2 separate regions of the Homo sapiens genome follow, and region 1 is linked to region 2. The links are chromatin loops, found by intact Hi-C in ENCODE. Cell type or tissue: mammary epithelial cell. All regions are shown on one strand. Links, peaks and the distances in the headings refer to the core of each region. The heading gives the core; the rest is flanking DNA.

Evidence for each region. Hi-C counts contacts between places; a loop is a spot of excess contacts. Peaks named below come from ENCODE experiments on the same cell type or tissue, not always from the same donor. Only the 100,000 strongest peaks of a DNase experiment are listed, where the experiment ranks them.
Region 1: a loop joins it to region 2, with 4 times the contacts of the local background. A loop is called at or near these places in 6 of 110 quality-filtered maps.

What each region holds. Positions count from the first base shown.
Region 1 is chr13:51,512,467-51,528,277 of GRCh38, forward strand. No RefSeq gene overlaps it. Among named protein-coding and RNA genes, the nearest start is that of MIR4703, 32 kb to the right of the region's middle. In mammary epithelial cell, for the core only: no CTCF peak of the experiment used is centred there; a DNase peak (open chromatin) is centred at 8,225; H3K27ac peaks cover 1,095 bases.
Region 2 is chr13:51,564,831-51,580,641 of GRCh38, forward strand. It overlaps the pseudogene RNU6-65P. Among named protein-coding and RNA genes, the nearest start is that of WDFY2, 12 kb to the right of the region's middle. In mammary epithelial cell, for the core only: no CTCF peak of the experiment used is centred there; DNase peaks (open chromatin) are centred at 12,091 and 13,081; H3K4me3 peaks cover 815 bases; H3K27ac peaks cover 2,012 bases.

The DNA of each region.
Region 1 (15,811 bases), core at 5,810-10,809, 57 kb before region 2:
TCAGATTTTCTAGTTTATTTGCATAGAGGTGTTTATAGTATTCTCTGATGGTAGTTTGTATTTCTGTGGGATCGGTGGTGATATCCCCTTTATCATTTTTTATTGCATCTATTTGATTCTTCTCTCTTTTCTTCTTTATTAGTCTTGCTAGCGGTGTATCAATTTTATTGATCTTTTCAAAAAACCAGCTCCTGGATTCATTGATTTTTGAAGGGTTTTTTGTGTCTCTATCTCCTTCAGTTCTGCTCTGATCTTAGTTATTTCTTGCCTTTTGCTAGCTTTTGAAGTGTTTGCTCTTGCTTCTCTAGTTCTTTTAATTGTGATGTTGGGATGTCAATTTTAGATCTTTCCTGCTTTCTCTTGTGGGCATTTAGTGCTATAAATTTCCCTCTACACACTGATTTAAATGTGTCCTAGAGATTCTGGTATGTTGTGTCTTTGTTCTAGTTGGTTTCAAAGAACATCTTTATTTCTGCCTTAATTTTGTTATGTATCCAGTAGTCATTCAGGAGCAGGTTGTTCAGTTTCCATGTAGTTGAGTGGTTTTGAGTGAGTTTCTTAATCCTGAGTTCTAGTTTGATTGCACTGTGGTCTGAGAGACAGTTTGTTATAATTTATGTTCTTTTACATTTGCTGAGGAGTGCTTTACTTCCAACTATGTGGTCAATTTTGGAATAAGTGAGGTGTGGTGCAGAAAAGAATGTATATTCTGTTGATTTGGGATGGAGAGTTCTGTAGATGTCTATTAGGTCTGCTTGGTGCAGAGCTGAGTTCAATTCCTGGATATCCTTGTTAACTTTCTGTCTCACTGATCTGTCTAATGTTGACAGTGGGGTGTTAAAGTCTCCCATTATTATTGTGTGGGAGTCTAAGTCTCTTTGTAGGTCTCTAAGGACTTGCTTTATGAATCTGGGTGCTCCTGGATTGGGTACATATATATTTAGGATAGTTAGCTCTTCTTGTTGAATTGATCCCTTTACCATTATATAATGGCCTTCTTTGTCTCTTTTGAACTTTGTTGGTTTAAAGTCTGTTTTATCAGAGACTAGGATTGCAACCCCTGCCTTGTTTTGTTTTCCATTTGCTTGGTAGATCTTCCTCCATCCCTTTATTTTGAGCCTATGTGTGTCTCTGCACATGAGATGGTTTCCTGAATACAGCACACTGATGGGTCTTGACTCTTTATCCAATTTGCGAGTTTGTGTCTTTTAATTGGAGCATTTAGCCCATTTACATTTAAGGTTAATATTTTTATGTGTGAATTTGATCCTATCATTATGATGTTAGCTGGTTATTTTGCTCGTTACTTGATGCAGTTTCTTCCTAGCCTCGATGGTCTTTACAATGTGGCATGGGTTTGCAGTGGCTGGTACCAGTTGTTCCTTTCCATGCTTAGTGCTTCCTTCAAGAGCTCTTTTAGGGCAGGCCTGGTGGTGACAAAATCTCTCAGCATTTGCTTGTCTGTAAAGGATTTTATTTCTCCTTCACTTATGAAGCTTAGTTGGCTGGATATGAAATTCTGGGTTGAAAATTCTTTTCTTTAAGAATGTTGAATATTGGCCCCCACTCTCTTCTGGCTTGTAGAGTTTCTACTGAGAGATCAGCTGTTAGTCTGATGGGCTTCCCTTTGTGGGTAACCGACCTTTCTCTCTGGCTGCTCTTAACATTTTTTCCTTCATTTCAACTTTGGTGAATCTGACAATTATGTGTCTTGGAGTTGCTCTTCTCGAGGAGTATCTTTGTGGTGATCTCTGTATTTCCTGAATCTGAATGTTGGCCTGCCTTGCTAGATTGGGGAAGTTCTCCTGGATAATATCCTGCAGAGTGTTTTCCAACTTGGTTCCATTCTCCCTGTCACTTTCAGGTACACCAATCAGACGTAGATTTGGTCTTTTCACATAGTCCTGTATTTCTTGGCGGCTTTGTTAGTTTCTTTTTATTCTTTTTTCTCTAAACTTCTCTTCTTGCTTCATTTCATTCATTTGATCTTCCATCACTGATACCCTTTCTTCCAGTTGATCGAATCAGCTACTGAGGCTTGTGCATTCATCATGTAGTTCTCATGCCGTGGTTTTCAGCTCCATCAGGTCCTTTAAGGACTTCTCTGCATTGGTTATTTTAGTTAGCCATTCGTCTAATCTTTTTTCAAGGTTTTTAACTTCTTTGCCATGGGTTCGAACTTCCTCCTTTAGCTTGGAGAAGTTTGATTGTCTGAAGCCTTCTTCTCTCAACTCATCAAAGTCATTCTCCATCCAGCTTTGTTCGGTTGCTGGTGAGGAGCTGCGTTCCTTTGGAGGGGAAGAGGTGCTCTGATTTTTAGAATTTTCAGTATTTCTGCTCTGTTTTTTCCCCATCTTTGTGGTTTTGTCTACCTTTGGTCTTTGATGATGGTGACGTACAGATGGGGTTTTGGTGTGGATGTCCTTTCTGTTTGTTAGTTTTCCTTCTAGCAGTCAGGACCCTCAGCTGCAGGTCTGTTGGCATTTGCTGGAGGTCCACTCCAGGCCTCGTTTGCCTCAGTATCAGCAGCAAAGGCTGCAGAACGGCGAATATTGGTGAACAGCAAATGTTGCTGCCTGATCATTCCTCTGGAAGTTTTGTCTCAGAGGAGTACTTGGCCATGTGAGGTGCCAGTCTGCCCCTACTGGGGGATGCCTCCCAGTTAGGCTACTCGGGGGTCAGGAACCCACTTGAGGAGGCAGTCTGTCCATTCTCAGATCTCAAGCTGCGTGCTGGGAGAGCCACTACTCTCTTCAAAGCTGTCAGACAGGGACATTTAAGTCTGCAGAGGTTTCTGCTGCCTTTTGTTTGGCTCTGCCCTGCCCCCAGAGGTGGAGTCTACAGAGGCAGACAGGCCTCCTTGAGCTGCAGTGGGCTCCACCCAGTTGGAGCTTCCCAGCCGCTTTGTTTACCTACTCAAGCCTCAGCAATGGTGGGCGCCCCTCCCAGCCTTGCTGCCGCCTTGCAGTTTGATCTCAGACTGCTGTGCTAGCAATGAGTGAGGTTCCATGGGCATGGGACCCTCCAAGCCAGGCGTGGGATATAATCTCCTGGTGTGCTGTTTGCTAAGACTATCAGAAAAGCACAGTATTAGGGTGGGAGTGACCCGATTTTCCAGGTGCCATCTGTCACCCCTTTCCTTGGCTAGGAAAGGGAATTCCCTGACCCCTTGCACTTCCCAGGTGAGGTGATGCCGCGCCCTGCTTCGACTCACACTTGGTGTGCTGCACCCACTGTCCTGCACCCACGGTCCGACAATCCCCAGTGAAATGAACCCAGTACCTCAGTTGGAAATGCAGAAATCATTTGTCTTCTGTGTGCCTCACGCTGGGAGCTGAAGACTGGAGCTGTTCCTATTCGGCCATCTTGGCTAGCCAAAAACTACCGCAATTTCTTTATCCAGTCTATCACTGATGGACATTTGGGTTGGTTCCAAGTCTTTGCTATTGTGAATAGTGCCACAATAAACATATGTGTGCATGTGTCTTAACAGCAGCATGATTTATAATCTTTTGGGTATATACCCAGTAATGGGATGGCTGAATCAAATGGTATTTCTAGTTCTAGATCCTTGAGGAATTGCCACACTGTCTTCCACAATGGTTTGAACCAGTTTACAGTCCCACCAACAGTGTAAAAGTGTTCCTATTTCTCCACATCCTCTCCAGCACCGGCAACAGGCAATTGTTAAACTGACATTGATTTTATATTATTACCATTATTATTTGAATTTTTAAATTAAGCAATGAGGTGTGGGAAATTGTGTGTAGTGAACTGATCATGGACTATAATATTAGGTTTTTATTCTTAAAAGTACTTTAATTCTCTTTAATTTGATTAGTCAATCTGAAGATCGGGTATCTTTTATTATATTAAAAATAGACAGCCTGGGCGACGTGGTGAAACCCCATCTGTACAAAAAAATACAGAAAAAAGTTAGCTGGGCATGGTGGTATGAGCCTGTGGTCCCAGCTGCTCAGGAGGCTGAGGTGGGAGGAACACTTGAGCCCAGGAGGCAGAAGTTGCAGTGAGCCGAGATTGCACCACTGCAATCGAACTGTGCAACAGAGTGAGACCCCGTCTCAAAAATAAATAAATAAATAAAAATAAAAACAATGAGCAGAACAATTATACATTCATTCATTTAATACTTTTTTCTACATCATTCTATGAGCAAGAAATGTAATTTAGTTTTGGATACCAAATGACCACAAAAGCAAGCAGCTATTTCTCTTTTATTAAAATTCCCATGAGGAGTGCAATGATCTATAGTGTGGAGAACAACCATTCAAATGAAGTTTTGAGTGTACAGTCTTATTTTATTAAGATAAAATAGTCATGAGAATCTTCCAAAATTCCTATGGAAATCATATCATTTCCATTGACTTGTATGTATAAAAACTGACTAAAACGTTGTTAATTTCAGATTCTTGTAGAAACCTGTATTTGCCTTCAAATGTCTCTAAGACTTCCTACACTGGAGTACACTCAGCCCTCATCCAGCTTATGCAGGCCTGATACTACTATAACAAGACCTATTTTTCTATACCTAAGCAAATATATTCATAGTATTTTAAAATTGCCTTTTTTGCAACATTTAGCAAGAACCGCACAGTTGTTCTGTCGCTCTGACCTAGCAATCCTGCTCCTAGGAACTTACCCATAAGAACTAATTCCACAAAAGCAAAAATCCAGTTGCACAAAGATTTTAACACTATCTATAGCAGCCAAAATCTGAAAGCAAAATCATTTTCTACAACAGGAAAATGACTTAGAAAAGCATAGTGCATCAACAAGATGTCCTATATGTGATCATTAAAAAGGACACTAGGAAGTGGCAGAAATGTCAAAAATATTTTGGTAAACCTTAAATTAAAAAGCAGTATTTTTTAAATGACATTTATGTTGTGATTATAAATATACAAAAATAGACGAGCTAGTGGAGGACTAGAAGACAATTTGGAAAATAAAAACAGTTGCTCAGGGTAGGATAGAGGAAATTAGGAGTTTATTTTACTTCTTATAAAAATGTCTCAGAGGCCGAGGCAGGCGGATCACGAGGTCAGGAGATCGAGACCATCCTGGCTAACACAGTGAAACCCTGTCTCTACTAAAAATGCAAAAAAATTAGCCAGGCGTGGTGGCGGGTGCCTGTAGTCCCAGCTACTTGGGAGGCTGAGGCAAGAGAATGGCATGAACCTGGGAGGTGGAGCTTGCAGTGAGCCAAGATTGCACCACTGCACCTCCAGCCTGGGTGACAGAACGAGACTCAGTCTCAAAAAAAAAAAAAAAGTCTCAAGTTTTGTTTTACCTCAGCTTTTCAATTGAAGTAATATAACTACTTGCTATGGAGAATCAATTTAAACCATAAAAACACATACACATAGGTCAAAAATAAAAGCTGGACTTTTACAGAATTGATCCATATGTGTTCTCTGTGCATTTCCTCCTATAGCTAACTTTCTAGTGCCATCATTTTTACCAATGTCTTTAAACCTTGTGGAGTTGCTTCCAAGATCATGCTGGGCTCCCATCAAACCTATGATACCAAAATCTCTGGGGATTGGGCCTAGGTATATGTATTTTAAATCCACCCTTCCATCCCCAGGTAATTCTAACATGCAGTTAGGTTCAGAATCAGAGGACTTAAAGATGACCTTTCCAAATCGGAAATTTAAAAGCAAACAAAACCTCATTTTAAAGAAATACAAAAGTTATAGTCAACATTCAGGTGACTACTTTCAATTTTGATTTCTTGGGATATAGAAATGAGTGGCAGATGTGTTCACAGTACTACAATCCAAGGCATGATTTTGTGCTGTCCTTGGAAAGCACCAAACTAAAGAAGATCCTACAGAACATAGATGATCCCATCCCGGACCATATCCTCAAGTGACCGGCTCCTGTGTCCACGTGGCCTTGCCAAAAGGCAGCTAGACGTTCTCAGGGATTTCCCAGAAGGCAAATATTCCTTTCCTCATAAAATTTGCGTATGGTGCTCAGAATGCTCTATGTATCCCAGAATTTCTATTATTTTGATTTCTAGCCATTTTCAGAAGCCCAGATGCTCCCCTCAGGCACATAAAATTCTGTAGCCGCCAGGATCCACATAGCAGAGTGGAGGGACACAGCAGAGCTTGGAGTAGGTGCAGGAGGAACAGAGCCCACCATAAATTGTTCTCTGAGTTCCAGCCAGATGCAATGGGGTCTGCCCCTCAATCTGCCTTTTTCTCCAAAATGAGTGCATTGTAATCCATCTTGGCCCTTCCCTTTTCTCTGCTTTGTGGGTTATATGTTATTTTTCCTCACTTCACAAAAACAGGCCATTGTCACAATTTAATATTAATTTAGAAGGAAGCTGACCCGACAAATTTGAGAAAACCAAGTCCCAGAGAGGATAAATGACTTGCCCACGGTCACGTAACTTGATGATGCCAAGCTGATTTCCTGCCTCGAAAGCCACTTTTCATTATTATGAGGAAATGCATATGATTAACCCACAGTCTGGAGGGCATGTGTTTTAGGTTGTTCTCATAGCAGGGACGATTGGCAGTGACTTCATCCACACCCTCCTACCCAGCCATCCTGAACGGGTGACACACAGCTGAGACATCTGCTGTGGAGTAGGAAGGCTTCACACTGGGGCATGCTGGAGGGACACTTGAGAGATACAGAACCTGTGGTGCTGTCCTTGTTAACAGCACACATTCTTAAGATTAGAGCATCTTAGAGGGAAAGGAGAAGGGAGATTCATTTGTGTCTCCAACCTACCCTAGGTTGCATGTTAAACCACTCACCACAACATGCAGAGTGGGAGGTAAATAATTCAGTGTATACAGGTTCTGCATATATGTCATCAACGATTGATATGTTTCTGTATTCAGGTGGTTGTCAATATATGAATGAGATATAGCCTATATTACTCCAAAGAATTTAGTATTTAAAATTCTATATTCATTTTTGTTAGAGAAGATATTACTGCACAAAGGCCTACTTAGCCCCATATTACTGGATGTGACACTGATGGTTTCAGGAAACTTAACTGCTGAGGACTGAATTATGTCCCCCATCCCAAAATTCTACAGGTTGAAGCCCTAACCCCCTATGTGATGATATTTGGAGATGGGGCCTTTGGGAGGTAATTAGGGTTAGATGATATCATGAAGTACAGTCCTCCTGATGGGCTTAATGCCCTTCTAAGAAGAGACATCATAGAATTTGCTCTCTCTCCCCCATGTGAGGACACAGGGGGAAAGTGGCCAACTGCAACCTGGAAGAGGCCCTCCCTAGTACCCACCCAGGCTGACACTGTGATCTCAGACTTCCAGCCTCCGGAACTGTGGGATAATACATTTCTGCTGTTTAAGCCACTCAGTTTGTGGTGTTTTTTTTTTTTTTTTTTTTTTGCCTAAGCAGACTAATCCACCAACCTCCAAGAACCATACTAATTCTGTTGGCACACAGCATGGGTACTAGGAACACCAGATGCTCTTTGCTCTGGGCTGCCAAATGTCCAGCTTTGGAGGGAAGTCAAGGATCCAAAACAGTAGCATAAGTTCTAATGCTAGCTCTGGAAGCTATTCCTATGCAAGGTATCCAGAAATTAGGCATGTCATAGATAAACATAAAAGTACAATTGCACAACGATGTATGCATTCACTCATCCAACAAATATTTATTGAGCGTCAGCTATGTGGCAGGCACATAGGTGCTGGGGATATAGTAGTGAACAGAACAGACTCAAATCCCTGTCTGTTGGGGAGGACAGACAATCCATGAAATAAATAAGTAAAATATATAATCTACTAGACAGTGACAAGTGCTAAGGAGAAAAATTAAGCTGCAAGGGTCCTAAGGGATACTGGTGGTGATGTTAAATAGAGAGGTTAGGGAAAGTCTTATTAAATAGGTGCTGGGTGAGGTGAGCTAGGGAGCTGTCTGTATATCACCAAAAGAACATTCCAGAATGAACACAAAAGCAAAGGGCATGAGGTGTGCTGGGAAAATATCAAAAAGGCATGTGTGGCAAAAAAGACACGAAAGGAAGTAAGAGAGGGCAGGGGGTGGCATAGATCATGCAGCATTCATACCATTCCATCGACTCCCCTTCTCTGAGCAGAGCTGCAGCACGATCTGCTCCACATTTCAACACAGTCTCTCAGGCTGCTGGGTGTGCAGGGTTGCTCAAGTAAAGGCAACTTTGAAATGTGTGCTGTGTGGGTGTCCTAGGGCTGCCAAAACAAACTGCCACAAGCTGGTGGCTTAAAACAACAGAAATGTATGAGCTCATATTTCTGGAGGCTGCAAGTCTGAAATCCAGGTGTCTGCAGGGCTGATTTCTTCTGGAGCCTCTGCCTGAGAATCTGCTCCATGCCTCTCTCCCAGGTTCTGGTGGCGGCTGGCAATCCTTGGCTTGTGGCTACATCGTTCCAAGCTCTGCCTCCATCTTCATATAGCCTTTTTTTTTCCCCCTGTGTGTGTTTCTGTATCTCTGGGTCTCAATCTCCCACTCCTCTCTCTTATAAAGACACCAGTCATTGGATTTAAAGCCCATCCTAATCCAGTGTGACCTCATCTTAATTAATTATATCTGCAAAGGTGATATTTCCCAATAAGGTGACACTGAAAGTTCTGGATGAGCATGAATTTTGGGGGGAACACTATTCAATTCATTACTTATCACTAAAATACAGCCTTTAGGTTTATAAACTGAAAAAAATAGCCTTTAAAAATAATCAGTACTAAATTTTAGTCTGTTCCTGCAGTTTATAGGAAGGTAAATACCATATGAAATCAGGGTTGGCCTCTTAGCAAGTTAGAATTGGCTGAAAACAAAGTATAATAAAGAAGGCCAGAGTCCAGGGACTCTAAGGGACTAATCTGGCTTTTTTTTTTTTTCAAAGTAATAGTGAACATATATGAATATTTGAAAAGAAAACAAAAAGATATTTTCACAAAACTTTCAGTAATGATGACTTTGGTCCTGTCCTTAGTGAATGGCCTTGACTCTGGCCAGGTCGTTCAGTAGATCTGTGCCTGGGGTCTCCAGTATACAGTCAGGGTAAATTGTTCCAATCCTTTACCAGTGACTTTTTAAAAGGGAACATGTTTGTGCTCCATGAAACAAAAATGTGAAATAAATTCAACGTCTACAAATAATAATCATCAAACCTGAATTCTTATACTGGCACATCTCTTCCCCAAACTCACCCCTTGGGCACTTCTCTCTACAATGTCTTCCAAGGCCAGGTCACCAAACTCCAGGCAGAAGTCTCTGGAGAGAAGATCACCAAGGACAGCATGGGTTACTGCTTCTTTTTCCTGTCCAGTTTGCTGTGGACAGCCATGCTCCCCTAATGGCATTGTCTGAACATGTTTTTATACGGCTGTGCGCCCCTCAGAATAATGTCCTTCTGGGGAGGTTATTTCACCCCCAACGCCTGACCTTGTCAAAGGCCTGCCCCTCAGCCCTCGTACGCTAATGCTGCCCACCTGATGATACCCAAGTATGCTCCTGCCCCCTTCCCATTTGCTGATGTGGCATATAGAGCTTTAGCTGGATCACACATGAAATCAAATTGCCTGCAGGACAGCTTCATGTACAGTCCACAGTATGTTGAGAGAGAGGCATCCCACCAAAGCCTCCAGCGCAGCACCCGTGGAGACCAGCAGTACAGATATCCTTCATTGCCCTTCTCCCCCTAGGCTACCACCCCCAGGACCTGTGCTCATATTTTGGCACGTTAATACTAAGCCCGGAGATACTGAAAGCATTTATTTTTTTGCATACCTTTTCATTAAAGTTCAGTCTTTTTTGCCTTTCTTTTTGGTTTCCCACTTTTTCATTTAAATGGTAGCATATTAAATACACTATTGTACACCCTGCTTTTTATATAACTGTATTGATGTATATTTTGCATATCATATAATTTACCCATCTCAAGTGTGTACAGTTGAACGATTTATTTATTTATTTTGAGATGGAGTCTTGCTCTGTCGCCAGGCTGGAGTGCAGTGGCATAATCTCTGCTCACTGCAACCTCCACCTCCCGGATTCAAGTGATTCCCCTGCCTTAGCCTCCCAAGTAGCTGGGGCTACAGGAACATACCACCATGCTTGGCTAATTTTTTGTATTTTAGTAGAGACGGGGTTTCACCATGTTGACCAGGATGGTCTCAATCTCCTGACCTCGTGATCTGCCCACCTCAGCCTCCCAAAGTGCTGGGATTACAGGCATGAGCCACCACACCCGGCCTTCACTTATTATTATTATTATTATTATTTTGAAATAAGTCTTGCTCTGTCACCCAGGCTGGAGTGCAGCGACACGATCTCGGCTCACTGCAACCTCTGCCTCCCAGGTTCAAGCAATTCTCATGCCTCAGCCTCCTGAGTAGCTGGGATTACAGGCACATGCCACCACACACCTGGCTAATTTTTGTTTTGTGCTTTTTGTTTTTTGAGTTTTTTATTTTTTTGGTAGAGATGGGATTTCACTATCTCTACCAAAAGATGATCTTGAACTCCTGACCTCAGGTGGATGGCCAGGCTGGTCTCGAACTCCTGACCTCAGGTGATCTGCCTGCCTTGGCCTCCCAAAGTGCTGGGATTACAGGCATGAGCCACCAAGCCCGGCCTGAATGATTTGTTTTTTGTTCTTAGTGAATTTACCAGGTTGTGCAACCACACACCATAAATCAGCTTTTGATCATTTTCATCCCTCAGTAAGATCCCTCGTGCCCATTTACAGTTACCAGCCCCCTCCTCACCCAACCCCAGGCAACCTCCTTTGCTCCTGATGAGCAACTGTGATAAAGTAGTTCTTGGTGTTGTCATTACAGTCTAAACAGATTTGGCCAGTTTCCCTCCCATCCTAGGAACCAGGCTTTTTCACCGTGGCTGTCTTTCTGGTCTGAGCCAGAGGGCAGTCTCAATGGTGACGCCAAAGGCTGGGGGAGGAAGGAAGGAAGCTGTGGCTGGCACACCTCCATGTGCTTGAATCCACAGGCCCCTCTGCCCCAAACCAAACCACACTGTCTGCCTCCTATGCCAGCTCTGCTGAGAACAACTTTTTAAAAAACTTTAAAACAAAATTTTCAAGAAAAATGACTAAATGTCTCAGTCTTAAATTTTCTCTAATTTTAAAAAAATTGGTGTATTTTTTTTTAAAAATCCTGGATTATAATGACCAAAAATTTTTCCTAAGTGAAAAACACCAAGTTGAGGTAAAATGACACATTACCATGCTCAGGTACACAAGGTTATGCCTGTCACTGACCATTTGGAGTTTTGGTTTTGTTTATTAAGGAAAAGTCAAAGCAAACACAGGAATCGAGAACCACTGAACTCGAATGAGGCCTCCATCAAGGCCTTTTTGAAGAGCAGTGGTCAATCACAGAATTAAAAGAAAGGCAATCAGGTCAAGTTGTAATGCAGTTTGACTTAAAATGCATGTGCACAAAACAGCTATTTCTGCCTTCACCTTCCCCTTTGCTCTGTGAGAACAGGAACATATAAGGTCGTCTATTAATATTTTTTTAAAGAATGAATAAACAAATGAAGGCCTAATATGTCCTAAGCATTATGTAGCCTTGATGTCAAGAAATCCAAATAGAATGGAGAAGTGGACCCATAAACAAATAATTTCTATATGCAGTAGTCCTCCCTTATCCATGGGGAATACATTCCAAAACCCCCAGTGGATGCCTGAAACCACAGATACTACCAAACTCTGTCTATACGATGCACAAATTTATTTTTCCTTCTTCACAATATCACAGATAGAAGTTTCATTCTTACTGTAGATTTTAGAAACCTTAGCATATGAGTTTTTTCCCTTAGTAGTCTGAGAACTTTTACCTTTTTACTTAACATAAGCACTTGACAGCATATCCAAATTGCCAGCATCACCACTCTTTCACTGTGGGACCATCATTAAGTAAATTAAGGGTGACGTGGACACAAACACTGTGATACTGTGACAGTCGATCTGATAACAGAGAGGGCAAATAAAGTGACTCAGGGGCAGGGAGTGTCAACAGTGTGGATCTGCTGGACAAAGTGAGGATTTCCATCCTGGGCAGGACGGAGAAGGATGGTGCAAGATTTCATCATGCGGCTCAGAGTGGTGGAAAATTTAAGACTTATGTTAATAAATTGTTTATTTTTAGAATTTCCCATATATTTTCCAACCACAGTTGACCACTTATAACAAAATCACTGAAAGCTAAACTGTGGATAAGGGGGACTACTGTAGTATGATAATCAACAGAAGTAATGTCAAGGTATCATAATAGCTCACCATGAGCAGTGGTTAATTTGGGTTGAGGAAGAGGGCAATGATGAGGGAAACTTTGCATATGCAAAATATGAGCTATTTAGGAGAAATAGGCATTCTCCAGGAAAGCAAAGACAAAGAAGGTCATTCCAGGCAGACGAAATAGCCTATGCAGAGGGAAGAAATAGTTTAGTCTAGCCAGAGCATAAAACGTAGATAAGTTTCCCCCTGTAGCCATGAGGCACAGGGTAAGCCTGAAAGAATGAAGTCCTGGGTGAGGTCAGATGTGAGAAGCAAGAAACAGTTTGACGGCTGTATTAGTCAGGGCTCTTTAGAAAAGTAGAGCCAATAGTATATAGCTATACAATACTACATTGCTTAATGATGGGGATACATTCTAAGATGCTTTGTTAGGCACTTTTGTCATTGTGTGAACATCACAGAGTGTACCCACAGAAACCTGGATGGTATAGCCTACTACACACCCAAGTTATCTGGTATAACCTATTGCTCCTAGGCTACAAACATGTTACTGTACTGAATACCATACACATTGGTAACACAATAGTAAGTAATCGTGTATCTAAACATAGAAAAGTTACAGTGAAAATGCAGTATTATAATCTTATGGGACCATTGTTGAACATGCTGTTTGTTAACTGAAATGTATTATGTGGCACAGTGACTGCATATATATTCATATAGAGAGAGACAAAGAGATCGTATCAGGCTGTTCTTGAATTGCTACAAAGAAACACCTGAGGCTGGATAATTTACAAAGAAAAGAGACTTAATTTGTTCATGGCTCTGCAGGCTCCAACATTTGCTTCTGGTGAAGCCCCAGGAAGTTTCCAATCATGGCAGAAGGTAAAGAGGGAGCTGGCATGTCACATGGTGAGATCCGAAGCAAGATACAGAGGGAGGAGGTGTCACACATTTTTAAACAACCAGATCTTACATGAATCAGAGCAAGTACTTACTCATCACCAGGGGGACGGTGCTAAACCTTTCATGAGGGACCCACCCTTATAATCCAATCACCTCCCACCAAGCCCCACTCCAACACTCGGTATCACATTTCAGCATGAGATTTGGAGGGGACAAATATTCAAACAATATCAGAGATTGATTATAGGAATTGGCTCATGTGATTATGAAGGCCAAGTCCCACAATCTTCCATCTGCAAGCTGGAGAACCAAGAAAGCTGGTATAGTGATTCAACATCAGTTCAAAGGCCTGAGAACCAGGGAAAGCTGATGATGTAAGCCTCAGTCTGAGGCTGAAGTCCCAAGAACGAGTAGCACCAATGTCTGAGGCAGGAAAAGATGGATGTCTCAGCTAAAAAAGGAAGAAGATTTGCCCTGCCTCTACTTTTTTGTTTTATTCAGACCCTCGACCAGTTGGATGATGCCTGCCCCTATTGGGGAGGATGGATCTTCTTTGTTCAGCTGCTGATTCAAATGCTAATCTCTTCCAGAAACGCCCTCACAGACACGTCCAGAAATAAGGTTTTACCAGCTACCTGGGCATCCCTTAGCCCGGTCAAGCTGACACATAACACTGACTATCACAATGTTCAAGTTCAAGGGAGTTGGGAGAAGAAAGAACTGGGCATAAAGCAAAGGGTCTTCAACAGAGGACAGAACAGACAGTGTGAGCAATGGTGTAGAATAATGAAGCAATTTTTTTGTACTAATTCATTTGCAGCTGAAAGCTGAGAATGTAGGGAAGTGGCAGTTGTAGAAGCCATTGTTTTGATGGACTAGGTGGCATATGGAATTGTTGTATGTGAATTTGAGGATAGGGAGACAGGTGTACCAGATAAAAGTAAAGCAAGGCAAATACTCTTCAAATACTCAGTTTGTCAATATTTTGTGGATAGGGTTAGTGAATGGGTAAATGTGGACTTGAAGAAATTTTAACAATATCCCTAAAACCAGTAGAAAACCAAAATACTTGAATTATAAGTCAGGTATAAGGACAATTAGGGTGGGCTGAGTCAGGATAAATTAGCATCATGTGAGATCTGCAAACAGTTGCCTTTGTGGTTAAGACATACTCCCCTCCATCGGCATCCACCATTGCTGAGGCTTGGGTAGCTCACCGTGTAAACAAAGAGGCAGGGAAGCACTAACTGGGCAGAGCCCACTGGAGCTCAGCAAGGCCTACTGCCTCTATATATTCCACCTCTGGGGGCAGGGCATAGTAGAATAAAAGGCAGCAGACAGCTTCTGCAGACTTAAATGTCCCTGTCTGACAGCTCTGAAGAGAGCAGTGGTTCTCTCAGCATGGCGTTCGAGCTCCAAGAACAGACAGACTGCCTCCTCAAGCAGGTCTCTGACCCCCAAGTACCCTGACTAGGAAACACCTCCCAGTAGGGGCCAACAGACACCTCAAACAGGTGGGTGCCCCTCTGGGATGAAGCTTCCAGAGGAAGGATCAGGCAGCAATATTTGCTATTCTGCAGCCTCCACTGGTGATACCCAGGCAAACAGGGTCTGGAGTGGACCTCCAGCAAACTCCAACAGACCTGCAGCTGAGGGGTCTGACTGTCAGAAGGAAAACTAACAAACAGAAAGGAATAGCATCAACATCAACAAAAAGGACATCCGCACCAAAAGCCCATCTGTAGGTCACCAACATCAAAGACCAAAGGTAGATAAAACCACAAAGATGGGAAGAAACCAGAGCAGAAAAGCTGAAAATTCCAAAAAACAGAGCACCTCTTCTCCTCCAGAGGATCACAGCTCCTTGCCAGCAAGGGAACGAAACTGGATGGAGAATGAGTTTGATGAGTTGACAGAAGTAGGCTTCAGAAGATCAGTAGTAACAAACTTCTCTGAGCTAAAGGAGCATGTGCTAACCCATCGCAAGGAAGCTAAAAACCTTGAAAAAGGGTTAGATGAATGGTTAACTAGAATAAAGGGTGTAGAGAAGACCTTAAATGACCTGATGGAGCCAAAAACCATGGCACAAGAACTTCATGACACATGCACAAGCTTCAAAAGCCGATTTGATCAAGAGGGAGAAAGAGTATCAGTGATTGAAGATCAAATTAAAGAAATGAAGCAAGAAGAGAAGTTTAGAGAAAAAAGAGTGAAAAGAAATGAACAAAGAGTCCAAGAAATATGGGGCTACTGAAAAGACCAAATCTACATTTGATTGGTGTACCGGAAAGTGACAGGGAAAATGGAACCAAGGTAGAAAACATTCTGCAGGATATTATCCAGGAAAACTTCCCCAAGCTAGCAAGGCAGGCCAGCATTCAAATTCAGGAAATACAGAGAACGCCACAAAGATAATCCTCGAGAAGAGCAACCCAAAGACACATAATTGTCAGATTCACCAAGGTTGAAATGAAGGAAAAAATGTTAAGGGCAGCCAGAGAGAAAGGTCAAGTTACCCACAAAGGGAAGCCCATCAGACTAACAGCGGATCTCTCGGCAGACCCTACAGCCAGAAGAGAGTGGGGGCCAATATTTAACATTCTTAAAGAAAAGAATTTTCAACGCAGAATCTCATATCCAGCCAA
Region 2 (15,811 bases), core at 9,990-14,989:
TCTCCTGCTCAGAACACAAGTTCCTTGAGCCCCAGGGCCCTGCATTGATTTCCTAAGCTACCATCACAGATTTGAATCTTGCCCTTGATCCTAGCCTGGAGGTTGGTGCACAGTCTGCTGACTGACTGCCTAACTGGGTCTCAGAACACTGTCTGCTCCTAGATTCCTCTTGCTTTGTGTGGTTTCATCTGATGAAGCCAGGAGCCCCAGATCCCAGCCCAGCCTTCTGTTGCCAGTTCGGGTTGCTGAGGATGTGCCAGAAAAATGCATGCTCTCTACCAGTAGCAAGGGCCTTTGACTCTGCTATGGGACTTCTTTTCTCCAGCCTCACTCCATTTCTTAATTGGCCTTCCAAGGCTGAGTAGTCAATCCAACAGAAATTACCTTAGTTCAGCTATTGAGAATAATCCCTTTAATCCTCCCCCGACCAAAAAGCTCCAACCACGACCAGAGCTGCGGCCCCACTTTCTGTTTCCTAGACTAGAGTTGTCCAAACTGTGGCCCATGTAATGTGACTCAGGTCTGTGAAAACTTGTCAAGTGGTACACCGAAAAGCTTCATTTTAAGAATATCCGTTTCCAGTGCTCGCTTCGGCGGCACATATTCTAAAATTGGGATGACAGAAAATTAGCATGGCCTCTGGGCAGAAAAATAAATACAAGTAAATATAAATCTGTTTCCAGAGTTTTAATTTTTTTATTTCTATTTTTTTAGATGGAGTTTCTCTCTGTCACCCAGGCTGGAGTGAAGTGGCGTGATCTCAGCTCACTGCAACCTCCACCCCCGGGGTTCAAGTGATTCTCCTGCCTCAGCCTCCCGGTAGCTGGGATTACAGGCACCCACCTCTACGTCTGGCTAATTTTTGTATTTTTACTAAAGAGAGACAGGGTTTCACCATGTTGGCCAGGCTGGTCTCGAACTCCTGACCTCAGGTGATCCACCCAACTCGGCCTCCCAAAGTGCTGGGATTACAGGCCTGAGCCACTGGGCCCTTCCAGATCTTTAATTTTTATAGGTACTTTTTCCTAACACCAGTTTGCCTGAGGATGTGCTAACATTCACATCAGACATTCTCCCAATTTCATAGCCTTTATCTATCCTAGAATGTGCTGTGATGCAGTGCCTTGGGTAATAGAAAAAAAACCTCTTGGGCAACAACAACAAATACCAAAATATTGATTTGCAGGAAACTGTGATGATTAATAAGGCAATTGAACCTATAGATCTTTCTGGTGTTCCTTGCCTTTTAAATATTTCTGTTAAGGGAGAAAAAAACAAGGATATTCTGACTCTTCCTTGGAGGTTCTGAATATAAGTATAAGGTAAGTAGAGTGGTGAAAGTAAGGCAGTTTTTGTTTAATGACTTTCTTTTATATCAGTCTGCTGTTAAAAAAAAAAAAAAAAAAAAAAAAAAAGCATCGTTCTGGAAGGAGAGTGCTGTGAGAGTGAAGCTAAGTGACCTGCAGTAGGAAGACTGAATGACCCAAAGACCTCTTCTCAAGTATTTTAAACTAAGCAGCTCTTTTCAGATATTCTCAATACTACTCATCCCTAGCATGAGGAATAAGAAAAAAAAAACTTCACAAAAGCCAAATTAGACAAAATTAGTGAAGGTGATTCTTTTCTGTGCAATGGGAAGATATTTTAGTACTACCAAGTTTTCAAAACATATTGTAAACAGAACTTACTGTTAAACTTATTTTTTTAGATTCAGTTATTTATTCAATAAGGTACAATGTATTTATAAAACCATATGAAATATTTATGATCGATCACCAACTTATTTTATTCTATAACATGATTAATAGTTTCTACTTCTTATTAACAAAAAATTAAATTATATGCTAGTCCCAGACCAATCACTTTTTTTTTTTTTTGAGACAGAGTTTTGCTCTTGTTGCCCAGGCTGGAGTGCAATGGCACCATCTTGGCTCACCACAATCACTGCCTCCCGGGTTCAAGAGCCAATCACTTTTAGTGTATATATTATTTAGTGTATATATTTATGTGTTTATCTTTCCTTAAATATATAAGAAAAGTGTATATCTTTTCTTAAATATATAATAAATTTTTTATTATGATTTCCAACTAAATTAATGGAATCATTTATGATTTTTATATTTGATACTTATTTAATTATTCATAAAATTACAACAGAAGAGTTCAACACACACACAATTACTAAAAGAATATCATATCAGGGTTCCAAGATGTCCGAATTGGAACAGCTCCAGTCTATAGCTCCCAGAGTGAGCGACGTGGAAGACGAATGATTTCTGCATTTCCAACTGAGGTACTGGGTTCATCTCACTGGGGACTGTTGGACAGTGGGTGCAGGACAGTGGGTGCAGCACACCAAGTGTGAGCCAAAGCAGGGCGAGGCATCGCCTCACCCAGGAAGCACAAGGGGTCAGGGAATTCCCTTTTCTAGCCAAGGAAAGGGGTGACAGATGGCACTTGGAAAATCGGGTCATTCCCACCCTAATACTGTGCTTTTCTGATGGTCTTAGCAAACAGCACACCAGGAGATTATATCCCACGCCTGGCTCGGAGGGTCCCATGCCCACGGAACCTCACTCATGGCTAGCACAGAAGTTTGAGATCAAACTGCAAGGTGGCAGCAAGGCTGGGGGGAGGGGCGCCCACCATTGCTGAGGCTTGAGTAGGTTAACAAAGCGGTCAGGAAGCTCGCACTGGATGGAGCCCACCGCAGCTCAAGGAGGCCTGCCTGCCTCTGTAGACTTCACCTCTGGGGGCAGGGCATAGCCAAGCAAAAGGCAGCAGAAACCTCTGCAGACCTAAATGTCCTTCTCTAACAGATTGGAAGACAGTAGTGCTTCTCCCAGCACGCAGCTTGAGATCTGAGAACGGACAGACTGCCTCCTCAAGTGGGTACCTGACCCCCGAGTAGCCTAACTGGGAGGCACCCCCAAGTAGGGGCAGACTGACACCTCACATGGCTGGGTACTCCTCTGAGACAAAACTTCCAGAGGAACAATCAGGCAGCAATATTTGCTGTTCACCGATATCCGCTGTTCTGTAGCCTCCGCTGCTGATACCCAGGCAAACAGGGTCTGGAGTGGACCTCTGGCAAACTCCAACAGACTCGCAGCTGAGGGTCTTGACTGTTAGAAGGAAAACTAACAAACAGAAAGGACATCCACACCAAAACCCCATCTGTTCGTCACCATCATCAAAGACCAAAGGTAGACAAAACCACAAAGATGGGGAAAAAACAGCAGAAATACTGAAAATTCTAAAAATCAGAGTGCCTCTCCTCCTCCAAAGGAACGCAGCTCCTCACCAGCAATGGAATAAAGCTGGATGGAGAATGACTTTGATGAGTTGAGAGAAGAAGTCTTCAGATGATCAAACTTCTCCGAGCTAAAGGAGGAAGTTCGAACCCATGGCAAAGTAGTTAAAAACCTTGAAAAAAAATTAGATGAATGTCTAACTAGAATAACCAATGCAGAGTGGTCCTTAAAGGACCTGATGGAGCTGAAAACCATGGCACGAGAACTATGTGACAAATGCACAAGCCTCAGTAGCCGATTCGATCAACTGGAAGAAAGGGTATCAGTGATGGAAGATCAAATAAATGAAATGAAGCAAGAAGAGAACTTTAGAGAAAAAAGAATAAAAAGAAACTAACAAAGCCTCCAAGAAATATGGGACTATGTGAAAAGACCACATCTATGTCTGATTGGTGTACCTGAAAGTGACGGGGAGAATGGAACCAAGTTGGAAAACACTCTGCAGGATATTATCCAGGAGAACTTCCCCAATCTAGCAAGGCAGGCCAACATTCAGATTCAGGAAATACAGAGAACACCACAAAGATACTTCTCAAGAAGAGCAACTCCAAGACACATAATTATCAGATTCACCAAAGTTGAAATGAAGGAAAAAATGTTAAGGGCAGCCAGAGAGAAAGGTCGGGTTACCCACACAGGGAAGCCCATCAGACTAACAGCTGATCTCTCGGTAGAAACTCTACAAGCCAGAACAGAGTGGGGGCCAATATTCAACATTCTTAAAGAATTTTCAACCCAGAATTTCATATCCAGCCAAACTAAGCTTCATAAGTGAAGGAGAATTAAAATACTTTACAGACAAGCAAATGCTGAGAGATTTTGTCACCACCAGGCCTGCCCTAAAAGAGCTCCTGAAGGAAGCACTAAGCATGGAAAGGAAAAACCGGTACCAGCCACTGCAAACCCATGCCACATTGTAAAGACCATCGAGGCCAGGAAGAAACTGCATCAAGTAACGAGCAAAATAACCAGCTAACATCATAATGATAGGATCAAATTCACACATAAAAATATTAACCTTAAATGTAAATGGGCTAAAAGTTCCAATTAAAAGACACAGACTGGCAAATTGGATGAAGAGTCAAGACCCATCAGTGTGCTGTATTCAGGAAACCCATCTCACGTGCAGAGACACACATAGGCTCAAAATAAAGGGATGGAGGAAGATCTACCAAGCAAATGGAAAACAAAACAAGGCAGGGGTTGCAATCCTAGTCTCTGATAAAACAGACTTTAAACCAACAAAGATCAAAAGAGACAAAGAAGGCCATTACATAATGGTAAAGGGATCAATTCAACAAGAAGAGCTAACTATCCTAAATATATATGCACCCAATACAGGAGCACCAAGATAAATGAAGCAAGTCCTTAGAGACCTACAGAGAGATTTAGACTCCCACACAATAATAATGGGAGACTTTAACACCCCACTGTCAACATTAGACAGATCAGTGAGACAGAAAGTCAACAAGGATACCCAGGAATTGAACTCAGCTCTGCACCAAGTGGACCTAATAGACATCTACAGAACTCTCCACCCCAAATCAACAGAATATACATTCTTCTCAGCACCACACCACACCTATTCCAAAATTGACCATATAGTTGGAAGTAAAGCTCTCCTCAGCAAATGTAAAAGAACAGAAATTATAACGAACTGTATCTCAGACCACGGTGCAATCAAACTAGAACTCAGCATTAAGAAACTCACTCAAAACAGCTTAACTACATGGAAACTGAACAACCTGCTCCTGAATGACTACTGGGTACATAACAAAATGAAGACAGAAATAAAGATGTTCTTTGAAACCAATGAGAACAAAGACACAACATACCAGAATCTCTGGGACACATTCAAAGCAGTGTGTAGAGGGAAATTTACAGCACTAAATGCCCATAAGAGAAAGCAGGAAAGATCCAAAATTGACACCCTAACATCACAATTAAAACAACTACAGAAGCAAGAGCAAACACTTCAAAAGCTAGCAGAAGGCAAGAAATAACTAAGATCAGAGCAGAACTGAAGGAGATAGAGACACAAAAAACCCTTCAAAAAATCAATGAATCCAGGAGCTGGTTTTTTGAAAAGATCAACAAAATTGATACACTGCTAGCAAGACTAATAAAGAAGAAAAGAGAGAAGAATCAAATAGACGCAATAAAAAATGATAAAGCAGATATCACCACTGATCCCACAGAAATACAAACTACCATCAGAGAATACTATAAACACCTCTATGCAAATAAACTAGAAAATCTAGAAGAAATGGATAAATTCCTTGACACATACACCCTCCCAAGAATAAACCAGGAAGAAGTTGAATCTCTGAATAGACCAATAACAGGCTCTGAAATTGAGGCAATAATTAATAGCTTACCAACCAAAAAAAGTCCAGGACCAGACGGATTCACAGCCGAATTCTACCAGAAGTACAAGGAGGAGCTGATACCATTCCTTCTGAAACTATTCCAATCAATAGAAAAAGAGGGAATCCTCCCTAACTCATTTGATGAGGCCAGCATCATCCTGATACCAAAGCCTGGCAGAGACACAACAAAAAAAGAGAATTTTAGACCAATATCTCTGATGAACATTGATGCAAAAATCCTCAATAAAATACTGGCAAACCGAATCAAGCAACACATCAAAAAGCTTATCCACCATGATCAAGTGGGCTTCATCCCTGGGATGCAAGGCTGGTTCAACATATGCAAATCAATAAACGTAATCCAGCATATAAACAGAACCAAAGACAAAAACCACATGATTATCTCAATAGATGCAGAAAAGGCCTTTGACAAAATTCAACAGCACTTCATGCTAAAAACTCTCAATAAATTAGGTATTGATGGGACGTATCTCAAAATAATAAGAGCTATCTGTGACAAACCCACTGCCAATATCATACTGAATGGGCAAAAACTGGAAGCGTTCCCTTTGAAAACTGGCACAAGACGGGTGCCCTCTCTCACCACTCCTATTCAACATAGTGTTGGAAGTCCTGGCCAGGGCAATCAGGCAGGAGAAGGAAATAAAGGGTATTCAGTTAGGAAAAGAGGAAGTCAAATTGTCTCTGTTTGCAGATGACATGATTGTATATCTAGAAAACCCCATCATCTCAGCCCAAAATCTCCTTAAGCTGATAAGCAACTTCAGCAAAGTCTCAGGATACAAAATCGATGTGCAAAAATCACAAGCATTCTTATACACCAATAACAGACAGAGAGCCAAATCATGAGTGACCTCCCATTCACAATTGCTTCAAAGAGAATAAAATACCTAGGAATCCAACTTACAAGGGATGTGAAGGACCTCTTCAAGGAGAACTACAAACCACTGCTCAATGAAATAAAAGGATACAAACAAATGGAAGAACATTCCATGCTCATGGATAGGAAGAATCAATATCGTGAAAATGGCCATAGAGCCCAAGGTAATTTATAGATTCAATGCCATCCCCATCAAGCTACCAATGACTTTCTTCACAGAACTGGAGAAAACTGGGCCAGGCACAGTGGCTCATGCCTGTAATCCCAACACTTTGGGAGGCCCAGTCCAGTGGATCACAAGGTCAGGAGATCGAGACCATCCTGGCTAACACGGTGAAACCCCGTCTCTACTAAAAAATAAAATAAAAAAAATTAGCCGGACGTGGTGGCATGCGCCTGAAACCCCAGCTACTCATGAGGCTGAGGCAGGAGAATGGTGTGAACCCGGGAGGTGGAGCTTGCAGTGAGCCGAGATCGCAGCACTGCACTCCAACCTGGGCAACAGAGCAAGACTCTGTCTCAAAAAAAAAAAAAAAAAAAAAGAATTGGAAAAAAACTACTTTAAAGTTCATATGGAACCAAAAGAGAGCCCACATTGCCAAGTCAATCCTAAACCAAAAGAACAAAGCTGGAGGCATCACACCACCTGACTTCAAACTATACTACAAGGCTACAGTAAACAAAACAGCATGGTACTGGTACCAAAACAGAGATATAGACCAGTGGAACAGAACAGATCCCTCAGAAATAATGCCACACATCTACAACTATCTGATCTTTGACAAACCTGACAAAAAGAAGCAATGGGGAAAGGATTCCCTATTTAATAAATGGTGCTGGGAAAACTGGCTAGCCATAGGTAGAAAGCTGAAACTGGACCCCTTCCTTACACCTTATACAAAAATTAATTCAAGATGGATTAAAGACTTAAATGTTAGACCTAAAACCATAAAAACCCTAGAAGGAAACCTAGGTATTACCATTGAGGACACAGGCATGGGCAAGGACTTCATGTCTAAAACACCAAAAGCAATGGCAACAAAAGACAAAATTGACAAATGGGATCTAATTAAACTAAAGAGCTTCTGCACAGCAAAAGAAACTACCATCAGAGTGAACAGGCAACCTACAAAATGGGAGAAACTTTTTGCAACCTATTCATCTGACAAAGGGCTAATATCCAGAATCTACAAAGAACTCAAATAAATTTACAAGAAAAGAACAAACAACCCCATCAAAAAGCGGGCAAAGGATATGAACAGACACTTCTCAAAAGAAGACATTTATGCAGCCAAAAGACACATGAAAAAATGCTCATCATCACTGGCCATCAGAGAAATGCAAATGAAAACCACAATGAGATACCATCTCACACCAGTTAGAATGGCGATCATTAAAAAGTCAGGAAACAACAGGTGCTGGAGAGGATGTGGAGAAATAGGAACACTTTTACGCTGTTGGTGGGGACTGTAAACTAGTTCAACCATTGTGGAAGACAGTGTGGCGATTCCTCAGGGATCTAGAACTAGAAATACCATTTGACCCAGCCATCCCATTACTGGGTATATACCCAAAGGATTATAAATCATGCTGCTATAAAGACACATGCAGACGTATGTTTATTGCGGCACTATTCACAATAGCAAAGACTTGGAACCAACCCAAATGTCCAACAATGATAGACTGGATTAAGAAAATGTGGCACATATACACCATGAAATACTATGCAGCCATAAAAAATGATGAGTTCATGTCCTTTGTAGGGACATGGATGAAGCTGGAAACCATCATTCTCAGCAAACTATCACAAGGACAGAAAACCAAACACCACATGTTCTCACTCATAGGTGGAAATTGAACAATGAGAATACTTTGACACAGGAAGGGGAACATCACACACCGGGGCCTGTTGTGGGGTGGGGTGAGTGGGGAGGAATAGCATCAGGAGATATACCTAATGTAAATGATGAGTTAATGGGTGCAGCACACCAACATGGCACATGTATACATATGTAACAAACCTGCACATTGTGCGCATGTACCCTAAAACTTAAAGTATAATAATAAAAAAAAGAATATCATATCAGGTCTTTTATTTTTCTTGTTTCCCAAAAATTTATAACTTAAGCCACACATTAGCTTATATTAAGTAATAAGAAAAGCATATTGGTTTATTATTTTAATAAATTATTAAAAATTGATAATTATTGTTTATATATCATTGAAATCTTGACTACATTTAATAGTCCATCTTAAAAGATGCATTCTATTATATTATTACAGTATTCTTCAAAATGATATTAATTTTTTTGGATGGAAAAAACAAAGTTGGGTTTTTATAACAGAAAATGAGTCTGATTTACCTAATTGGTTTGACAATAGCATTTTGATAAGTAGGCTACACAGTGGACTTTTTCCATAAAAATCTGCAGCTCTAAAATTTGGTGGAAAATATATAAGAATGTGATGCCGCCAGGTGTGGTGGCTCACACCTGCAGTCCCAGCACTTTGAGAGACTAAGGCAGGAGTATCACTTGAGCCCCAGAGCTCAAGACTAGCCTGGTAATGAGAACATGTCTGTACAAAAAATGTTTAAAAGTTAGTGGGGCATGATGGTGTGTGCCAGTAGCCCTAGCTACTTGGGAGGCTGAGGTAGGAAGATTGCTTTAACCAAGGAGTTTGAAGCTACAATAAGCTATGATTGTGCCACTGCACTTCAGTCTGGGTGACAGAGTGAGAATCTATCTCAAAAAAGAAAAAAAATTATTTTTATTGCTGAATACTATCACACTGTATGGATATATCACTTTTTTTTCTTTTTCTTTTTTTTTTTTTTTAGACAGAGTCTTGCTCTTGTCACCCAGGCTGGAGTGCAGTGACACAATCTCAGCTCACTGCAACCTCCACCTCCCAGGGTTCAAGCGATTCTCCTGCCTCAGCCTCCTGAGTAGTTGCGATTACAGGCACCCACCATCACAGCCGGCTACTTTTTGTATTTTTAGTAGAGACGGGGTTTCGCCATGTTAGCCAGGCTGGTCTTGAACTCATGACCTCACGATCCACCCGCCTTAGCCTCTCAAAGTGCTGGGATTACAGGTGTGAGCCACCACACCTGGCCAGATATACCACATTTTATCTATGTATCAGTTGAAGGACATTTGGGTTATTTCCACTTCTTGGCTATTACAAATAATGCTGCTTTGGACATTTACGTTCAGATTTTTATATGAACCTAAGTTTTTACTTCTCTTGGGTAGATAGCTGAAGTGCAATTGCTGGGTCATATGGTAACACTATGTTTAACATTTTGAAGAATTGCCAGACTGTTTTCCAAAGAGGCAGTACCATTTTACATTCCTGCCAGCAGTGAAAGAAATAAATTTCACCATATCCTTGCCAACATTTGTTGTCATGTATCTTTTTTATTATAGCCATTCTAGTAGTTGTAAAGTGCTATCTCATTGGTTTTGACTTGCATTTCCTTGATGGCTAATGATATTGAGCATCTTTTCATGTGTTTATTGGCCATTTGTATATCTCCTCTGGAGACATGTCTATTCAGATCCTTTGCCCATTTAAAAATGGGGTTGTCTTTTTATTATTGAGTTGTAAGTGTTCTTTAGATATTCTAGATATAAGAACCTCATCAGATATATGATTTGCAAAAATTATTTCCCAACTGTGTGATTTTTCACATTTAACTCAAAAAGAGTTCAAAGAACTGAGTGGTGGCTGGGTGCAGTGGCTTACACCTGTAATCCTAGCACTTTGTGAGGCCAAGGTGGGTGGATCACCTGAGGTCTGGAATTCGAGACCAGCCTGGCCAACATGGTGAAATCCCGTCTCCACTAAAAGTGCAAAATTAGCCAGGTGTGGTGGCACATGCCTGTAATCCCATCTATTGGGAGGCTGAGGCAGGAAAATTCCTTGAATCTGGGAGGCAGAGGTTGCAGTGGGCCAAGATCGGGCCATTGCACTCCAGCGTGGGCAACAAGAGTGAAACACCGTATCAAAAAAAAAAAAAGAAAAAGAAAAAGAAAAAAATAACTGAGTGGCATTGTTACACCAAAACTCTCTCCATTCCCTCTATTTACGTAAATGAGGTTGCTCAGTCCTTACATTTACAAAATAAAATATAGAAATAGAATTGATCCTGAATCCTGCTTAATTCTAACAATAAATTATTATTTATTTTTGAATACAGGGAAATATAAAAACCCAGTCTTGTTCATCTCCAATAAAAATTTTTATTAAAAATTTACTTTTGGCCAGGCATGGTGGCTCATGCCTATAATTCCAGCACTTTGGGAGGCTGAGGCAGGTGGATCACCTGAAGTCAGGAGTTCAAGACTAGCCCGGCCAGCATGGTAAAACACTGTCTCTACTAAAAAATACCAAAAAATTAGCCAGGCATGGTGGCCGGTGCCTGTAACTCCAGCTACTCAGGAGGCTGAGGTAGGAGAATCGATTGAACCAGGGAGGCAGAGGTTGCAGTGAGCCGAGATCATACCACTGCACTGCAGCCAGACTCTGTACCTGAAAAAAAAAAAAAAAAGAAAGAAAAGAAAATTTACTTTTTTGTTTAATAGTTTTACATAAAACTGTAATATATTTTGGTTGTTTTAACTATTGTGAACTAACCATTGTAATGATCAGTTAATCTAGAAGAAACTGAAAAATTAGAGCCTATGGCCTTAGTATATTAAACAAATTATAGAATTTTAATTTATGTATACATAGTCACACATAAATATTTTTGTTTCAGATAGTATTACAAGGGGAATCAATAAGAGATTCTCAAATGTAAAAATCTTTATAATAAATGTTAATATTTACAAGGTGCTAGAATTCAGACTCAAACATTTAAAATTATACTTAATTTCTGCAAGGGGTTAGAAGTTTTTCAAAATTATTTAAAGTGGTATATGAACAAAGAAATTTGAAAATCATTTTTCTAGAAGTCTACTCCTTTCTGTCCTTGATCCCCATCAGAATGCCCTTTCTTGTGTGGTAGGGAGTCGGGCTAAGTAGTCTTACATTTTCCCAGAGCAGGCAGGAATTCTCAGGCTGGATTTCTGATGGTTGTGTGCCTTCTGAAATCGCATGTAAAATTTAGTTTGTACATGGGTACATGCCTCCTCCTCTAGCAGATGTATAATGTTGATCTGATTTTTAATAAGGTCTGTGACCTAAAAGGTTAAGAACTACTAGGGTAGTCTTCCTCTATCAGGAAGTCCAGAAGCTGTAATTTTTCAGTTTCTCCTACCTGTCTATTAGGACACCTCATTTATTTCATGCTATGCTTTTCTCTTGGATACAAATTACTAACATGTTGCCTTTACCATACTGATATTTTCCTATGCCTGTTGGACATACCTGCAGTTGTGTATTTTTTCCCAAAGTCAGACCTATCCCACAAATTAGGGCAAATTCCAGATTCCAGTGTTTCCATTATGCTTTAATGGAATAGAGTTAAACAAATCTGGACCTGCCTCTGGCTAGTCATTCATTCAACAAATATTTAAAACATGCCTCCTAACATGCCAGGTGCTACTTTAGGGGCTAGGAATACAATGGTGCACAGACAGTCAAGATCCTTTCTCTCCCGGTGCTTCTCTTCTAGAGAAGGGAGACTAACAAATGCATAAGAAACAAACAAGATGATTTTGGGCAGAGGTAAGTACTGTGAAGAAAATAAAGTGATATGACAGTGAGTGTTATGAAGAGGTGGGGTACTTTAGAGGTGGTAGGTAAGACTCTTTTTTTTTTTTTTTTTTTTCGAGATGGTGTCTCTCTCACTCTGTCACCCAGGCTAGCAGTGGTATAATCTTGGCTCACTGCAACCTCCATCTCCTGGGTTCAAGTGATTCTTGTGCCTCAGCCTCTCAATAGCTGGGACTGCAGGCACATGCCACCACACCCAGTTAATTTTTGCATTTTTAGTAGGGACAGGGTTTCGCCATGTTGGCCAGGCTGGTCTCGATCTCCTGACCTCAAATGATCTGCCCGCCTCGGCCTCCTAAAGTGCTGGCATTACAGGCATGAGCCAATGTGCCCGGCTAGGTAAGACTCTTTTAGGAGCTAACATTGGAGCTTAAGCCTGAACGGTGAGAAGAAAATAACTAGGAGGTGCACATAGCTGGTGCAAAGACCACCAGTAGGAAGGAAGTTTGTGTTTCTGTGGACTTTCTAAGCCATTACTGAGCAGGAGGAGAGGTGAGGTTGGTGAGGCGTTTTATCCCAAGTGTAATGATAAGCACTGATGAATTGAAAGCAGTGGAGGAATATAATATGGAGGAATATAGTATGGTTTATATTTTAAAACGAAAATCACTCTGGCTACTGTGATAAAAATTGATTGCACGGGGTTGATGAGAAGAGTTCAAGAGAAGAAGCAGAGAAACCAGTTAGGCTACTGTGCTAGGGGCCAGAGATTATGGCAACTTGGACCGAGGTAGAGACAGCATAAAGTGGAACAAGTCAAGATATACTTCGGAGGTGGAGCTGACAGGACTTGTTAATGGTTTGGATATGAGTAATGAGAAAAAGAGGAGAATCAAGGATGACTCCTAGGAACTTACTTTTGAACAATTGGGTGACAGATGCAGTAGATTTAAAGATACTGTTTGGGAACATTTAAAACATCTATTAAACAGTAAGTGACAAAGTGGAGAAGTCATTAGATATATTAGTCTGGAATTCAGGAGTGAGGTCAGAGCTGGAGATGAGAATTTGGGAGTAAGGTACTTAAAACCACGGTTGGCTGAATAACAATTCCCCAAATATGTCTACAGCCCAATCCTTGGAACTGACAAATACTGCAAAAGGGACTTTGCAAATGTGATTAAGTTAAGGATCTTGAGATGAGGAGATTATCCTGGATAGCTGGGCAGTCCCATGTAGTCACAACAGTCCTTATAAGAGGGAGGACTGGCCGGGTGAGGTGGCTCATGCCTGTAATCCCAGCACTTTGAGAGGCAGAGGCAGGCGGATCATGAGGTCAGGAGTTAAAGACCAGCCTGGCCAACATGGTGAAACCCCGTCTCTACTAAAAGTACCAAAATTAGCCAGGCATGGTGGCGTGGGCCTGTAGTCTCAGCTACACTGGAGGCTGAGGCAGGAGAATCACTTGAACCCAGGAGGCAGAGGTTGCAGTGAGCCGAGATTGCGCCACTGCACTCCAGCTTGGGCAACAGAGTGAGACTTCATCACAAAAACAAAAACAAACACAAACAAAAAAAGAGGGAGGACAGAGAAGTTAGAATTGGAGAAGGTGATGTGGTAACAAAAGCAGAGACTGGAGTGCCACAATTTAAAGAAGGAGGAAGGGGTTACAAACTAAAGAATACAGATGGCCACTAGAAGCTGAAAAAGGCAAGAAAATGGGTTTTCCCCTCAGTGCCTCATAAGGAATCAACCCTGTTGAAACTCTTGACTTTGGCCCAGAAAGACCCCTTTTGGACTTTTGACCCCCAGAAATACGAGAGAATAAATTTGTGTGGTTTTAAGCCACTAAGTCTGTGGCAATTTGTTACAGCAGCAATAGGAAACAAATAGAGCCATTAAAATTAGATAAGATCACCTAGAAAGACTGTGGATAAAGAAGAGAAGAGGGCTGAAGACTGAATCCTAGAGCACTGCAGAATTGAAGAGTGAAGTCCAGGAGGAGGTAAGTCTGTGAAGAGTACCAATGTCCTAGGAGGAAAACTAAGAAAGTGTGAAGCCATGAAAACCAAAGGAAGAGTATCAAGGCAAGAAGAGTGGTCAATTGTGCTGAATGCTTCTGAGAAGCAAATTAAGATGAGGCGGAAGAAATGGCCATTGCATTTGGCGAGACAGAGGTTGTTTGATCTTGTCAAGAGAAGTTCTAATGGTGTGTAGATTTAGGAAGATTCTTAAGATAGTTGAAGAGAGAATGGGAAATGAGGATGTGGAAATTCTAAGTCCAAACAAACTGAGTAGTTTTCTGAGAAGAAGAATGAAGAAATGGAGGAGAATGTGCAGCTAGAAGAGTTTTGTGGTTTATTTATTTATTTTTTTTTTTAGACCAGGGGGTCTCACTCTGTTGCCCAGGCTGAGTGCAATGGCACGATCTTGGCTCACTGCAACCTCTGACTCCAGGGTTCAAGCAATCTTCCCACCTCAGCCTCCTGAGTAGCTGGGTCCACAGGTGCATGCCACCACAGCCCACTAATTTTTGTATTTTTTGAAAAGACTGAGTTTCTTCATGTTGCCAAGCTGGTCTCGAACACCTGGGCTCAAGTGATCCACCTGCTTCAGCCTCCCAATGTACTGGGATTACAGGCGTGAGTTACTACGCCTGTCTTGTGTTTACTTTATTTAAAAAATGGGAGACAGAGTAGTGCACGTTTATACTCCACTGGGAAAGATCCAATAGAGAAGGAAAAAGTGGCGCAACATAGAGAGTGAATAACTGCAGGAATCTTCAATGAGGAAAGAGAGGTTTACTCATGCTGGCCTTGAATGGGAGCAGTCTTTTTCCATTGTTACAGAAGAAAGGCAGAGAGTATGGAAGAATACGGATACAGATGCAGGCAGGTTGATAGATCTGATGACATGAAGATGAGACAGCTTCTGATTGCGTCTACTTTCTTTTTTTTTTTTTTTTCTGAGACGAGTCTTGCTCTGTCACCCAGGCTGGAGTGCAGTGGTGCGATCTCAGTTCACTGCAACCTCTGCCTCCTGGGTTCAAGCGATTCTCCTGCCTCAGCCTCCCAAGTAGCTGGGATTACAGGCATGCGCAACCAAGCCCAGCAAATTTTTGTATTTTTAGTAGAAATGGGGTTTCACCACGTTGGCCAGGCTGGTCTCGAACTCCTAACCTCAAGTGATACGCCCGCCTCGGCCTTCCAAAGTGCTGGGATTACAGGCCTGAGTCACCGCGCCTGGCCAACTTTCTAATTAAAGAGAATTACCAGAGACCTACAGTTGTGAGTCTAGAGTGAGACCAATCAGAATGTTTGTGCAATTTTCATCTGCCAAGTTCAAAGCAGATATGAAGTAAGTGAAAAGTTGGATTGGTCAGGATTGGAGTTTTGCCTGCCAAGAATGAGAGAGAGGCAAGGATGCCATGGGTGTTTGCAAGAGACTGTTAGGATAATGGACAATGGGAGTTAAGTAGTGAAAGGAGGGAAGTGAGAACATGAAGGGGATAATGGATAATCATAATATAATGGCAAACCCTACATGGTGGTTACTGGGTGGCA